Linked DNA regions of Homo sapiens: region 1 is linked to region 2. Evidence: chromatin loops called from intact Hi-C (ENCODE). Cell type or tissue: PC-9. All regions are shown on one strand. Each heading gives the region's core, and the rest is flanking DNA. Links, peaks and the distances in the headings are about the cores only.

What was found. A loop is a pair of places that touch in the nucleus more often than their neighbours do. Peaks named below come from ENCODE experiments on the same cell type or tissue, not always from the same donor. Only the 100,000 strongest peaks of a DNase experiment are listed, where the experiment ranks them.
Region 1: it touches region 2 in a loop (12-fold over the local background); 2 of 110 quality-filtered maps call a loop at or near these places.

Annotation. Positions count from the first base shown.
Region 1 is chr15:37,054,243-37,062,645 of GRCh38, reverse strand. The region is part of intron 7 of MEIS2 (Meis homeobox 2); the gene reads left to right. Among named protein-coding and RNA genes, the nearest start is that of MEIS2, 42 kb to the left of the region's middle. In PC-9, for the core only: no CTCF peak of the experiment used is centred there; DNase peaks (open chromatin) are centred at 405 and 3,365; H3K27ac peaks cover 2,717 bases.
Region 2 is chr15:36,900,531-36,908,933 of GRCh38, reverse strand. The region is part of intron 9 of MEIS2 (Meis homeobox 2); the gene reads left to right. Among named protein-coding and RNA genes, the nearest start is that of MIR8063, 68 kb to the left of the region's middle. In PC-9, for the core only: no CTCF peak of the experiment used is centred there; a DNase peak (open chromatin) is centred at 4,533; H3K27ac peaks cover 1,004 bases.

The DNA of each region.
Region 1 (8,403 bases), core at 152-8,151, 150 kb before region 2:
AATTTCTCCTGGGAAGTTGTAGAGGATGAGCATGGATATTTGTTTTGATTTAAATATTGGCCTGTTCAATCTCCATGATCGTAGGACAAGATCACTGACAAAGCAAGAAGACAGTAAAGTTGTACGTTTCCGTCTTCTTTGTGAAAGATCTCTCCTTCTGTCTCTTTGACTACATCCTTGGAGTATACCATCCCTTCTGTGGCCTTATGTTTTTGCAACTAAAACTTTATTGATTTCTACTGCTTATTACAAGTTTTGACATAGAAGGAGGGACATTCACAAATGATTTTCTTGGCCTACTTTAGCAATCCTTCTTTTTCTCTAAGAAAACAAGTCAGAATCTGTCACACTGTAATGATACTTAGGCCCCTGCTGTTCCTAGGCTGGGCATTGAAATTATGCCAAGGGCATCAGTAAGAGGGAGGACTAGCTTGTCAAGTTAGTGCCACATGCAAAGAGTATTGGCCTGGAGATCAGAGAGCTGTGAGTCATGGGTCACACTGCCTTACCTGGGCACCTGAATCTGTGGAAAGTTCTTGAGTCTTTTATTATAACTTGTTGCTCCTCAGGCAGCGTGAAAACCTTTAGTAGGCTTCTGAGCTGATGACTGACACTAGTGTGTCAGGAGCTCCAAGTTCTGGTCTAGCTATAATTTCCCCTAAGACATTTACTTGAAGAAATAAAACATTTTATTTTGAAATTTTTAAATTATATTAATTTTTAAAATATCCTGCTTGCTTTTTTCAAACAGTTTTAAGATTTTTTGAAAAGTTATTTTAAGATGTTTTATGGCTGCCATTTTATTTATAGGAAGATATCCAGATTTTGAAAGTTAAGAGGAAATGCTATACTTCTGAAAAGTTTCAGAAAAACTCGTTTGGTGACTGTAAATCTTAGTTTCTACAACCATCTCCCCAAAAGTCCAGAATTCCTGCCTCCTTTTATAATTTATTTCAAAGAAATAATTTTGTCATTTAGGATTTTTTAAAGTGTTAAAGGCAAGTATTGAAAGATTTTATGCTAGCTCAAGTCCCTAATGAATGACTTAACAAGGTAGACATGGCAACCAGCTGCTTCTGAAGATATTCTTAATGTGTAAATTTTTAGTGCGGCTACCTCTGCAACTACAAACCCTCATCTTAGTAGTTTGGTGATTTTACCCTAAAGACCTATATGTTAAAGATATTTTATAAATACGAGTGCAGTCATTGTTTTGTATAGTATTTTATGGATTATAGAAACTAGTCTGTTTCCTGGGTGAAATTTAATTAGCTATCTCTGCCCTTAAACACTTCTGCCGGCCTCGATGACCTTCTCTTAGGGCACCTGGTATATTGCAGCACTTTAACATGATGCCTTTCAAGAAGGCATCCCAATCCCTTTAATCCCCATCTTCCGTCTGTTTGACCCCTTCTTCATTGCTACAGTTAGAAGAATATTTGTGTGCACCCAGTGAGAAGGTTTATTTTGACTTTATAGATGGGATATCTAGAGCTGGAGTCCTATATTCAGGTAAGGTAATACCACAGGATGAAAAATGCAGCCTTGGGTAGCCGCACCCCCTAAGAGGATCAGATACAAATCTGTACAGGACCTAACCATGCCTATTTAAAATTACTAACTGCATCATGTATTCTCTGTAGAGAGTTCTTAACTTTTTCATTAATTTCCTTCCTTGATTGATAAGGCTGCCAAGTGTGTGATACCCTCAAAGTAGATGATAATTAAATTCATACCACTTCATTATTAAACACCTGTTTTCCTTCCCAGATTCCCTTGGCAGATAAAACATGATTCCAGCCCACAAGTTCTTATTTTTAGGGCCATTCTCTACAATTGTTAGAATTGTACCGAATCCCTGCACTCTGTAGCTGATGCCAAATGCCAAGCATCAGATTCACAGTAACAGAAATGGTGATGAGCTTAGAATCATTACGAGATCATAAACATGTGTTTTATTCACCTTGTTTAGCTGGGTCCCACCCAGTCTTATTTGAAAAGTTCAGAAACCAATTTCTTCTCTCATGTAGTTTTTTTTTCTTTTTGAGTCTGTGTCATAATTTTTTATTTTCAATTACCTTCCAAACACCCCATGAAACGTATAGAGCACACGTTCAGGGGTTACAGATACTAAACTGGCAAATATGGTGGTACACGATAACTTCCTGGAACTAAAGTGTCAATGTAGAATATGTGCTTAATTGAACACTCCATGATACGGTTTGTAGAACACTGAAATACCTACCCTAAGAAAAGTGTGTAGAACCAGAGACCTTAAAGTTTGTAGATTACACCAAACAAAACTATATACTTTCTTAAGAATATGTATTTTTGTCAGTTCCTGTTAATCCAAGGTAGCTAAAAGGTGGTATGTTGAAGCCCAAAATGAATTTTGAAAAATGTAACTCTTAGAGAGTTTGCTCATGCCTGTAATCCCAGTGCTTTGGGAGGCTGAGATGGGAGAATCACTTGAGGCCAGGAGTTCAAGACTAGTCTGGGCAACATGGCAAGACCCCCAGCTCTACAAAATATTTAAAAAATTAGTCAGGCATGGTGGCATGCACCTGTAGCCCTAGTTACTTGAGAGGCTGAGACAGGAAGATCACTTGAGGACCGTATCATAGCTCATGGAGGCTGCAGTGAGCTATGATCATGCCACTGCCCTCCAGCCTGCGTGACAGCGTGAGACCCTGTTTCTAAAAAAAGAATTTTTTTTTTTGAGACAGACTCTCGCTGGAGTGCAGTGGCATGATCTCAGCAAACTGCAACCTCCACCTCCCAGGCGCAAGCGATTCTCTTGCCTCAGCCTCCTGAGTAGCTGGGACCACAGGTGTGTGCCACCACACCCAGCTAATTTATGTTTGTATTTTTAGTAGAGATGGAGTTTCATTGTGTCGACCAGGCTGGTCTCTAACTCCTGGCCTCAACTGATTCACCCACCTCAGCCTTCCGAAGTGCTGGGATCACAAGCATAAGCCATCACACCTTGCCTAAAAGTACATTTTTTAATTAAAAAAAAAAAAGAAGGCAGTACACTTAGGAAAATTTTATTTATCTGCAAGCCTCAGTATCCTAAAGACATGTAATAACTTGGATCCCATTTCTGAGGCTATTTAATTAAGCTTTTTTGAATAAACAAGTGCACGTAATGCTTAGCTGTACAGAAATTATCAGTGTCCTTAGCTTCTATTGCTTAGTACTAGGCCAAATAATTTGAAAGAGCCTGTAATTCTTTATCTCCCATATGTAACATGTCAGCCATGACTATTTTACTTTACTCTTAAATATATAATTTATAAATAGAAGCAATGTTGATAGACTCGTTTGACTCCCTTCTAGAAATAAATGACTCATTCTGGATTGCATGTGAGAGCTTCAAGCTGCTCTAAGTAACAATCCACGACAATGAGAAAATTGTTATATTATTCATCTGGGCAGCAGGAAATTAAAAAAATAAAAAAGCAGTCTGCTCCCCTAGTAACTGGGACCTTTTGTGTGTTACAGATCACTGAGGGCAAACTTTGCATCAGTTCTGGGCACTGGGCAAATAAACTTATCTCCTCGTTTTTGTTTTTGTACCTTGTCATAAACTATGTAGATTGTTGGTCATTTAAATACAAGTGAATATATGCATTAATCAAAAAGTTATCTTAATTTTTTAATGATTCTTACAGAACAGTCTTTTCTTTTAGATCATTTTTTTCTATTTGTAATTTTGTATTTATTCAAAATATGTATGTTTGCTTTAAAAATGGGGTTTTCCTTTTGAAAGAAATCCCCTGGAAAAGGGTCACCTCTGTTTTCTTTGGAAATGCAGGAAATCAACATGTCCTCTGGCAGTTATTTTTCCTCATAATATGCCCAGTAAAAGTGGTGGAATCTTGACCCAGGTGATCTGTGGAGCCTTTGCTGATGAATTTGGTGCCACTGCTGTCCTCATTGTTTTGAAATTAAAGAGACAAGTGGTAATAGAAAGAGGAAAACACATTTTTAATGCAGAAATCATTTAGACCTGCAAAGTTTGTTGCCCACTGAGGAAAGAGCTCTGTTAGTGGTGACTGCACAGATCACATGATACAACCTTTTGACAACTGAGTGTCTGCCGGAGACGTCTGTGAGAGATGACCTTTTGACCTAGGAAGGAATGCTGTGAAGGTGGGAATGTACTCTCAGCCCTGGCCCAGGAGAGAACGTTGAAAACAGCCCCAGCTTCTCTGCTCACAGGATCTAGCTTGGTTTTCGCTTTGACTGTAGTATCAGACGATAAAAACTTGAGAGCGTTTCCTAAAATTCTTCCAGACCTTTACTATTACTCCCACCCTGTGTAATAGAGTGAAAAATAATATGAGTTATCCTATAAATGTGTGTTGCAGGTGACTTGAGAAATCAGTTGTTCTCCCTACCAGCTCGTGGGCTGGAACCCACATCTTGACCTGTTTTCAGGCAGGGAATTAAGCCCATGCACGATCCTTTGGGGGCCTTAGGTGGGTGTGGGGGGAGTAGGGAGAAAAGAATGAGTCCATTGCTGTAGAAGCATTCCCAGTAGCGATGATCTTCGTAGGAACAAAAATCCATTGTACAGGGCTGTAACCTGAGAAACTTTCTGTTATCGTGCTTGTTTTACTCACCAACATTGATCCCCGGTACATGTGACCCTTTGAAAAGAAGCACCATGTTGGTGATTCCTCTTATTACTAAATACCATTGTGTTTATAATGGCCATTTATATATGGTTACACTCCACGCCCGTGTGGTTAATAGGCGTTCTCTAACTCTCTGATGCCACCTGACCAGCACAGGATACAAGCCTCGGCTTCTTGATTACTCTCTTTACCCTGTCGTCTGTCATTCTGTGATGTTCTCTGTGAAAACAAAGTAGAGAGCTTAACATTGCTGAAAATAGGGTAGCACAAACTCTACCGGGGGGAAAAAAGACAAAAAAGCCTAGTAAAGCCTTGAAAAAAATAGGTTACTTTATTTATTTATTTATTTATTTTTTCAGTTCCACAATATGTCTGCATGCTTTGGCACTGATTTCTCAGCTAGTTGGGTCCCAGGAGGCCCCGTTGAGCCCTTTACTGCTCAGGGAGTTGCCGCTTTAGAAAATGGGGGAAAAATGTAGTTTGTATGAATTGTTCTTTACCTTGGTTTGGGTTCAGAATGGCAGCTGCACTCCGACTTTGTGTGTGACAGCACAAAGGCCAGCAAAACTGAAAAGCAAGTCAGCAAGTAGAGAGACAAAAGCAACGATCAGCTAATACAGCTCCACATGGCCTGACTAATTTATGAGAAAAAAACTGTTCTGTTCATTGGATCAGCACTCTGAGGAGGCAGGTGGAATTGTAGGAAGTTTTCATTGACTCTCCCGAGCAACTAAGGACGCCACGAGAGATTCTTCTCAGTTTGAACTTTATCAGGGTCTACGCTTAATCAATAGAGTATTGGAAAAAGAATTAATTACTAAAGCAGAATAAAACAGCTGCATTTTAAACTAAGGATCCATCAATTCGGTAATCTTCCAGTTACAGGCTAGGTGCCGTGAGGATTTGACTCCATGTAATGAGGAACCCGGGGAGTTTCCTCATGAACAGGCTGGGAATTCACATTAGCCTGTTTCAGCTATTTGTCATTAGTACAACTCATTTCTCCTCTTCTGCATTACAATTTGTATTTTATGTACTGTGGAACCCACGAAATTCCCACATTCATGGGAGGGAGGGCGTTAAGGCGGAAATCATTGTCACCCTGAGAAAGAGTCTTAACCTAGCTCGGCCTCTTTATTCTGGAAGCTGCCGCGGGAGCGGTTCGGAGCTGGACCCTGCTCCATTGTGCCCAGGGTGGGGGTCAGGGCCCCCGCCTGTTGAAGACACACTGGTTTGAACCCAGCCTGGAAATGTTTCATCTATAATTTCCATAATGGTGGATTTCAAGGAGGGCTGAGGAGGGTTATGGGAGATGAATTAGGTTTTTAGTGAGCTCATTAGGAAGCCAAACAGAGTTGAGACACAAGGCAGTGAGCGGGGCTGTAATCAGTTCTGCTCGCTTTGTTCCCTGCCTCCGGGACATGTTTCGAAAACTTTCTGGCGGGGGCTGCCGAGCCGGTGCTCAGGCGAAGCTGCCGTCCTGGTGGCTGACTTGTTGATTTGTAAACCTCTTAATTCATTTTTTTTGTTCAATTTAATCTTTTCTTTCTGAAGGAAAATTAGTTGAATGTTAGCCCTCTTTGCACTATTCACCTCTTAAATTATGCTCATTTTGAAGAGCTTGTTATGCCTGAATAAACATGAAATGACTTGGCATTTTCCCATCAGAGGCACACCCATTTTAACACCATGTATTTACCATTCCTGGAAATGTCTCATTAACTTCTGAAAATCTGCGAGCATGATATTTTGGGCTACTGTAACACACCTCTTGGCAGTCACAGAAGGCAGTTTGGTTAATGCCTCATAATATCCATTTTTATTCTCAACATGAAGAAAGACTCTCTATAGAAAATTGATGCAGTTTGCTCTGCTAATTTTCATGCTCATTCCAATTAATTTAACATGACCCAGATTTTCTTCCTCGGGCTCATCCTGACTAATTAGTAAAGCAACACCTAGAACAAGTTATGTTTAATAACATTGAGGAACACTAGTTGTGAGTGATTTTGATGCTAATAAAGATATTCACTGATGGGACAGATATTTTATGTCAATTATGGTATGTAATTTAGAAGTCCCAATGTGCTGCTTGGAGTATGGAAAGGCTAGCAAATCACTACGGGAGATAATAGTGTTTTTAAGACTTCCGCAGCACCTAAATAACCACTGGGACCAATTACTTTATTTTTTGTGGTAGAACTAGCAGGATTGTTAACTGATTCCATGGTAATGAAAGGGGTGGAGTTGTTGCATTACAAACCTGACCCATATTCACCAGGGCCGAGCTTTCCGTACTTAGTGAACCTTAGCGAGAAAAGAAAAGCAATCAGGGGCATCAGAAAGCAGCATTTGTTCAAGGAGAAGGAGTGGTTTCTCCACCTCTGTGGTTGGCGTTCTTTTATCACATTTTTGTCAGTGAGATGAATCAATTTTACTGCTTACAGCAAGGTTGAAGGTGGTGGTGGCTGTGGCAGTGGTGGAAGGTTTCCGAAGTCGAGTAATGTTGTTTAATGTTGAGAGCTCTCCACATTCTCATGAGGAAAACAGTTGAAAGTGAGGCTCTAGGAAGTGGGGGGAAAAACACACACACACAGGGAAGAATTATATTTATTTTATTTCTAACAAGTATTTCATCAGTGCCTATGATGTGCCAGGCACTGTTCTATGTGCTAGGAGTAAGGAGGGATAGGAAAACCCCAGTGCCTGTCCCCAGGATGCTTACGTTCATAGTCGAATGTATATTTCCTATTGTCTTAAGTTGATCAACCACAAAATCTTGGCATGAATTACTCAATAGGGTATAGAAATGTTATGAGGTTTTATAGGAGAATGGGAAATTCTGGACAGATGGACTCTGAGCTCTCAGAGATAGCCATCATAGGATGCAGTCAATTGGTGTCATCCCTGTTTCTGCACTGTTACCTATAAGACCTTGGGCAAATTGCTCCACCTCTCTAAGCCTTAGTTTCTTCATGTGGAAAATGTCAACTCTCATAGGATGATGAGAATTAAACAAAGGAATTCATATAAAGTGTTTAGCAGAGTGTCTGGAAGAGAGTAAGTGCTCAATAAATATTATTTTGTATTAATGCTGTCGTTATTCTAGAAAACACTTAGAGTGAAAATTTCTCTAGCGGCATATAATAGAATGTACGCTAATCATTTCTCAATGCTAATTACTGCTGTTGAAATTTGAAATTAGAATTGACAGGAATACTTCCTTTTTCTAAATATCACAAACAGGCTTCTTTCTACATCCCTCTTTAAAAACACACAAAGTTATGCTGGGCACGGTGGCTCAGCCTATAATCTTAGCACTTTGGGAGGTTGAGACAGGAGAATCGCTTGAGCTCACAAGTTGGAGACAAGCCTGGGCAATATAGGGAGACGCCATCGCTACAGAAACATTTTAAAAATCAGCTGGGTGTGGTGGCACATGCCTGTAGTCCCAGCTATTCAGGGGGCTGAGGTGGGTGGATCGCTTAAGCCTGGGAAGTTGAGGCTGTGGTAAGCCGTGATCATTCCACGGCAGTCCAGCCTGGGCAACAGAGATCCTGTCTCAAAAAACAAAACAAAACAAAACAAAACACAATTAAAAACATGCAAAGTCTCCCCACCTCCTGATTTTTCATTGGCAAGTTTTCTGTGTGTAAAATCACTGGCCTCTCATAGGTCAGGGCTTCCATTTTTAGAATTTATTTCTACTTTATCTTTTTCATCTGGTCAATACAGAAAGAGAATGTAATTGAGGGAGATT
Region 2 (8,403 bases), core at 214-8,213:
GAGTTTCACTCTTGTTGCCCAGGCTGGAGTGCAATGGCGCCATCTCGGCTCACCACAACCTCCGCCTCCCAGGTTCAAGCGATTCTCCTGCCTCAGCCTCCCGAGTAGCTGGGATTGCAGGCATCCACCACCATGCCCGGCTAATACTTTTTTGTATTTTTAGTAGAGACGGGGTTTCTCCACGTTGGTCAGGCTGGTGATCCGCCCGCCTCGGTCTCCCAAAGTGCTGGGATTACAGGTGTGAGCCTCCGTGCCCAGCCAAGTTATTTTTTGATAGTGTTGCTACTTTATCTGCATTGTGAAAGTGGAAATAGAAAATAGAAATGCCATCATTTCTATTTCTAAAAATTAAGTTAAACCACCTTAGGAAATTCTGATAGGAGATGTGAAATCTGAATATGCTGTAAAAATTCTTTCAAATTGCCGTACAGTGTGTTTGCTTTTTTGTCTGTTGTAGATGACGGCTTTGTGGGTAATGTCAGAATCAAAGGTTGATGTCTCTATTTCTCACAAATCGGGGGGAAAATCCACTAACTAACCCTCTAAAGCTAAAATATTTAAGGACTAAAGCAGATGTGGCATAACTGCTGGTTTGCTAGGTCTCTTGTGGTTTATAAAGATATATTTTATGTCTTTTATGATTACGGGATGATGCCGAAAATTTTGGGGGTAATAATACCGTCACATTGGAAAGACTGCGTATAACATCTCTGGAGAAGATACAGAATGCCACCCGGCTGTCAAATCAAAGTAAAAGATGTTTAATTTGTCATTAAGAAAAGGCAGTCAGGAAATTTTATTTGGAATTTGGTCTTTGATATGTGAACATCATAAATGTGAGGATATTAAGTCATGTATTCATGAATAGATTTTTTTTTTGCTTTCTGACATAATATAATATGTTTTCATAATAATTTTTAAAGCTATTGTTAGATGCGTAGCTGTTAGAACTATAATTTATTTAAAGTGAGTTTTAAAATTGTTTAGATCTTTGATTTTTTTTTCCCCATTGGCACCTTTACTAGATGCCAGTATAAACTGGTTAAATAGCATTTGGTTTAAACAGAAAGAATATACGTATGCATATTTATGATATTTTGTTTGTTGGATCTTTTTCTTAATATTACTTGACTTTCTGTGTTTTAATCTCATTTTTTCATATTTTGGGTTGAAGCCACTCTAAAGTTTAACACCTAGGAGATTTCTCACTTATGGTTCCCTTTAAAAGTGCTAAAATCTCAGCCTCTCAAACAAGAGACCAAGCTACAATTTAAAGAAAGCGGTGGTATTGATAAAGGGCCCTAAGAATGTTGCCACCTTCCAAATGTGTCCTCTGCCACATCCTTTCTTTTAAAGCAGCAGGAGAATTGAGAGGAGGATAAGAGCCTGGTCCATCCAAACACTTCTGGCATGCCAATCTGGTCTTCTGAAGTATCCCCTGCTGCTTTAGAAAAAAGAGATCCCCAGACAAATGAAAGGCCCACGGGGACATTCACATGCACAGCACCTTCCCTCCAAGTGGCTTTAGATTGCCGGTGTGTTGGGGTGGTTTGGCCTGAGTTGAAGAATAGAGACTTGAGAACCATTTGTTTCCACACCATTTTGGGTGAAGTGCTATATTTTTCACCTTAAAAGCCCATTTAAAAAGAAAAATATGGTTTGAAAGGAGGACACAATTTGGAAGCCATCACACTTAATGGAGGCCCTTTTAAATGTAACACTTTGTCCTATCAATTCTCTTCTAAATTAGTTGTCACTACCTGGAGAAAACCCACCCTTGATTGTTTTATGCTATTGCTTAAAAATACATAGTCTTTTATATAGATTTTCCTATTCCAGTTTTAAAAACTCTCTGATAAGTTCCATTACTAAACTTACTTTCGTTAAGTAAGGAGTGGAACGTAATTTGTGTAGCAACACCCAGTGTAACATGTATGTAATTATCATTGGCCTCTAAATCTAGTTGCACAAATTAACTCAAAATGTAAAGAAAAAGCGAATTGGTCCTATTAGAAACAAGGCCTTGACCACAGAGGTTTTTACTAACAATCGACTTGGCCAGTCATGGTCAGATAAAGAACTTCCCAAAATTTACAGGATAATTTGGAAGAGGAAGGAAGTAATTTTTTTGGAGGTAGCCAGCAGGCAGTTTATCCTGTTACCTACTCCTGCAGCTCTGGAATATTCATGTAGCTTGGAAAATAGGAAGAAATTAGACGTTTTGAAGTTAAGTCCCTACCTTTTGCTCTTCTTTTGTCCTTGTTTTTTTTTTTTTTTTTTTTCTTGAGTGGCTGACATACTTTGTCAGCCTGAAAGTCCTATTGTCAAACCAAAGGTAACATTTGAAAAATTGAGTTTGCCTCTTCCCACCACAACAAATAGGAATTTCTCATCTATTTCCAATTTTCATCAACTATACACCGTAACATACTAAACATAAATTCTCAGACTTATCCTCTTAATATCTTTTGTATTTGTATCTCTCCTTTTTCATCTAAGTTTAATTTATCAGCAGTTCTCCCAACCAAATACCCTACTTCTTTTTCATTTCTACCACCTTAATCAGAGCTCGTTTTGTTTCCCTCTTCTGCCTGGATTGGACAAGAACTTTCCATCTTCTCAGCTTCTAGATTCTCATCAGTTCAGTTCATCCTATACATAGCTCTTGGAAAGATCTTCCTCAAACACCATATTTTATCATTCTACCATTTAGGAATTTCAAGAATTCAATTTATCACTCAAGAACCTCTACCAGATTGCGTGTTAATCATAGCCATGTTTTCCAGATCGAAGCTGGGAGCCAGTCAGAGTTCAATTCCTTTATCCTCCCTTGCACAACATCGGCCCCGGTCTGGACTGGTGCTTTACAGCATGCCATTTCCTTGTTTTCTCTTCTTCCAACATTCCACGTTCTTTTAATCTGCTTCAGCTTTCTTCCTCCAAGAATTTGAAATTAATCTTTATCTTTAACTTCTTTAATTGACTTCATGACACTTATTTACTGACTATGGACTATTTTGACTTGTAATTATTTGTGTGTTCTCCAATTGTGATTTTCAGTTTGTTTCTGTGGGTGTGGAAAATAAAAATCTTTAAAGGCATAACTTGCATTTTCATATATATGGAGAAAGAAACTCATATAACTATATATGTATGTATTGATAATTTTATATATAACTTTGTCTTATATTCTGTCATTAAATTTGTCTTATGTGAAGTATAGAATATGGAAGATTTACCAATGTGTGACACATAGATAGATTACTATGGACCTTAAAAATTATTTGGTCTAATTTTTTTTAGGATTAAAACAGGATGAAAATAAGCCTTACATTATATCTGCTCCTTTATACCTAGCTTTACCTTCCGCCCTCTTCCCATGCCAAACCCAGTCTCTCATTGGGAAACACACACACATGCCCCTAGAGAAAGCATCTATGAATACAATTCTGTGAACGTGGAGGAGGTAGGTGATTAGTAACTTTTGACTGGCCAAAGGGTGATGTAGGTTAAAGCAAGAAATGAGGGTGAGAAAAATCTCTGTTCCCCTAGATAGAGGGGAAGGGAGCAAACACTAGAACATGGCATGATTGAGTATAATAGAAGTGAGAATGTTTAGCAACCATTCTTTTCTCCTTTGTTTCTGGCATTTCCACCCCTCCCCACCCCCCGACAAAATTCCTGTCTTTGATCTATGCAGTAATATGTCTAAATATCCTAGAATTGGTAACTCTGTCTGTATGTATGTGTGTATATGTGTCTGTGCGTGTCCTTATCACCCCTACTTCAGCAGCAGCACAGAAAACTGAGCCAGGTGTTAATGAATTCATCTCTGGCAAAGTTTATTGCTCTGTGTGTGTGTGTTTCCATGCATGTACATGTGCACACACACACACACAATACACATACATATACCTACATACATGTGGCTGATGACTTCTCACAGTGTATCTCAAAGCATTATTGCATGTCCCACTTGGTTGATAGGGCATCTCTAGCCTGACAGATTTATCTGTTGAGAACAGGATTATGCATTTGAAACCAGTTTAATTCTTAGCAAGACAATGCACATGTCTTATGTAGATTTTGTTGTTGGTTTTTTTCTCCTTCGTAAGTTACTCGGGGAAAGTCATGTCAATATAAATCAGTGGTAATGAAATCAACATTATAGCATCTTTGATAATGCATTTGCTAAAGCCTTTCTGGACGTTTACCCAGCTCTCAATGATTGATATTACAGGCAGTGGATAAACATTTTTGATGGATCTGTTTGCTCACAGATAAAAAAAAAAAAAGAAGAAAATGTAATCCTTTTATCTCTTTGATTCAAAGAGTGTAATGCCATTGGAAAGGAAGCAGTTCAAATGTGGTCATCATAGGTTGGTGGCACCAAAAATAGAAACTCACTTAGGGTAAAATTTGCTGTCAGAAAAAATGGAGCATTCTTTCTGAACTCAGGAGCGTGTGGTTCATGCGAGCTTCCTTGTAGATGGTTGCTACAATAAGGCTTCTTTCATACAGGTGTGTTTATGCCCCAGGCTTGCTGGCCACAGTCCATTCCATTTACAGAAGCTGAATTAAACAATAACTACTGCATTGCAAAAAATGGTGGGGGTGGGAGGAAGGGGAGGGGGAAAGGTGAGCGTCAAAGGAGATGCCTGAGAGCTTTGTTAGGGCCAAGAAAAACCCTGTTGCAGTTGTCAGAGCTTGTTGATGTTGCTGGGAACGGCACTTTTTTTTTCTCCTGGATTTTGTGGTTCTGCCTTAGGAAAGAAAGTAAAATAGAACGGAAGAACAAAGTCCTACTCTATAAATCAGCAGCTGCTCCTTGCCAGATCAAAGGAGTGACATTTTTGCTCCTGGACTACTTGTCCACTTGAGGGCTTGACAGGCAGCTAACAGCTGGCCTGCTAGACTGTATGGGAGAATCAGCCTACATCTTCTTCTGAGCAGATGACAAGCTAATCAGAGACATATCCATAGCACAGGGCATGTGAGTGCACCTTGATCTCTTCAAACATATCTAATACATAATTGCTAAACAGCTTGGTGCATTTTTGGCCAGTTAATGCTTAGGTGGTTTCCATTAAGAAGTAGGATAGAGAATTAATACTTCAATCAAAGGTGATCATGAAAGCTAAAAAGCTACTAGATTTGTTGGGATCTTTTCCTCTTACAGTAAAATGGCTAGGAACATAATGGGAGTTGGCTAAGAATGTGTGCAACTGATTGTGAAGTGACTGGTTGATTTGCAAAGCCAGGTCAGGCTACAGTGCTCAGATACAGAATAGGTAATTAGAAATCAGTAGTTTTGAAAATGATTGTGCCTGCTTTTTATGTTGATAGAGTTAAATAAACTTGTAGGTGTACCTTCTGTGTCTGCAAAAAGTTATTTTCAGAAGCACTGTAAGGTGTGTAGGTATCCAGATCTGGAATTTTAATGTCAGTAGTAAAAGTTTCAAAGTAATTCAGTTTCTAGTTGACTTCCATCTGCAATAAATCATGTACAGGATGAGGTAATATACTACAACTTATGTCTATTGACTTAGGATTTTATCTTTAAGAGGATAGATCCTAGATGTGAATAGCTAAGGAAGTTTGAGTGTTTTCTCCTCCCTTGCTTTCAAATAGCTTTGAAAGATCACTTTTATAGTGCATGATAAATAGCTACATATGAATAATCTGATGGCATTCTGTAAGAGTAACAGTGCTTCAAAATCGTAACCTGCTGGGATGTTTTGTTACATGCCATCAAGTGTGATTGTATTCATGGAATAGTGTTTACTGTTGCTCAATATTGTAAAGGAAATAAAAGATAATTCCCTATCTGAGGGGAAATTTCTCAAATATTTTAATTAAAAGGTCCCTACAGTTACCCATATAAACCTTAGTCAAATAAGATAACAAATTTTCTTGATCTCCTTTAAAAATTCTTTTATGTATAAAAATAATTATATTTATTAAAAACTCCAACAGTACAGAATTATTTGGAAAAAAAGATAGAAATCTACCATTCTCCTATCCATGCCTGAGAGATAGCCTCTGTTAACAGTCTTCACAAAAACATTTTACTGGCCCAGCTTTTCCTTTAAGAGGTACAGATGGAGTACAATAAATTAAATTATTATAAAGTGTTTATTGCCCAAGGCAAGTGAGTAAAAGGCTGTTTAGATCTAAGATACCTAAAGAGAAGAGTATGTGCATTTTTTTGCAGCTGAGATTCACAATTAAAACTTGATCTTTGCAAGTTTCTATTCTTAAGCAGAGCACTAGAATTTGATATGTGATCTAGAGCAAGGCTTCTCATACTTAAATGTACATAAATCCCTTGGAGATCTTTTAAAATGCAGAATCAGATTCAGTAGCACAGGAATGGGGACGGTAATGTATTTCTGCATCTCTAACAAGCTCAAGGTGATGTTGCTACTGGTCCATGGCACACATGTAAAGTAGCAAGGATCTAGAGAACCATACAGAGAGTGTGATTCCAAAAGAGCTCACTCCCCTATCCACCTCCCACCCCTGCAGGCAGATGCCTGCCCCAGTGTCTAAAATCTCCACCATAGCATTGTACATTTGGATTAAACTCCGATTTTTAGAAAGATCCGGCGATATGAACACACGCTACCTGTAGGAGTACAACACAGTTATTACCCTGTGGCCAATCCAGCATAGATTTGTTTAACAGCCACCCACCTATTCCTAATTACTATCTATGAGAGAACAGAGCTATTTAGGAGCATTGGATAGGTGCATTTTGACTGTAAGCTAACATTTAATGAGCTTGCTATGTGCCAGGCATTGTGCTAAGGATCTTGCATACAAAATCTCCCTCAATCCTCAAAACCACCCAGGCCCAGTTATTTCCTCAGTTTACAGATAGGAAACAGAGTGAAGCTTGGGAAGGTTAAGAAGAACTGTCCAAATTCACACAGCAAATAAAGGGCAGAGGACATGAGCCCATGCTCTTCACCGTATTGCTCTATGCATAAGTCTGGAGTATACAACAATAATGGAGAAGGGCATGCTCAAAGTAGAGTATTTTAGTAAAGAACCTCCAGGAGCCCTTGTAACTTTAGGGAAGAATTAGATGAAAGTAAGAATATTGAAAGAAGACAGTAGAAGGCCATCACTTACTTGATAATTTTGTCCAGGGCCTTTTATGTCAGCATGAACACTCCATTATTCAAGCCATATTCATAAAGGTACAAAATGTTGTGATTCCAGATTAACATCATGTTTTTATATTATAAATTTATTAGTATTTAGTTCATGTGTTTTTAAAGGTGTAGGCAAATCTAGTATTCTATCAAATTATAAATCAAACTATTGCTTAGGGAAATTCATTATGATCCATGAGTCTGTCCCTAAGTAACATATGAATCTCATTCATTTACCTTACTTTGCTCACGGTTGTCTGTGAGAAAGGAGCCATTGTCTGGTCACCAGTGGAAAACTTATGTCTGCGACATGACTCCATCATTTGCGTGCCCAAGTTCATCTTCAAAGGCATTAAGCTTGCCTTATTCACTGATTTAACCATTTTAATGTATCTTACTGAGAAAATCCTACTCTCAGCTGTAACCATAGCACAGAGAAATACTTGCTTTTTTTGTAAAGTAAGAAAACATGGAGAAATTTGATAAGTGACTTGCCAAGGCTGAAGTTTCATCATTTGAAACACCAGCCAGGAGCAAGTGCTGTGAATAAGCACTGTGGCTGATGGGTCCCAGGGCTGGGGACAGTAGGGAAGCAGGGCCTTTTCATGTTTTAACAGGTCCCCGGTCACTGAGCTACCTACGCCTTTCCCCAGTTGATCTGATCTCTCTTCAACGGTTCAGTCCCCTTCCCTGCGCAAAGCAATCCATGCAGAATCTTCAATTCCAGCTATTCTTGATTCCTCCTCAGAGTGTTCAGGGATGGCAGCTTTCCAGGTAACTCCATGGAGGCCTGCACTTTCTAACAAAAGGAATGCCTCCAAAAGGAGTTGGTTACCAGGTGTGGCATGAAGTTAGTGAACCAGAAAGAAGGGATTTATCCGCCATTTAAAAAGATTGGGGGGTGGAGAAAGAAAGGAATAAAGAAAAGAAACCAACAACAAACAGGAATGACACCTAAATCTACTTCTATCAATCTGAACCATACTTCGGAGTAAAAAGTCTTTAAAGAAAAATCATGATGGTCAGAGTTCAGTTGTAGAAAAGTATGCAAAGCTACCAAGTTTAGACTTTCTGAGGACAGGAGAGGTCTCTGGGAAATAGCTCTTCAGCAAGGCAGTAAGATGAGATTACAGTGATATTTGCTACCTTGGGTTTATTTGTTTTAATGTATTTTTTCATCTCTGAGTTGAGTCAGAAAGGCCTCGTGATTCTTGGAACATCATTGAATTTATTTCTATAATTA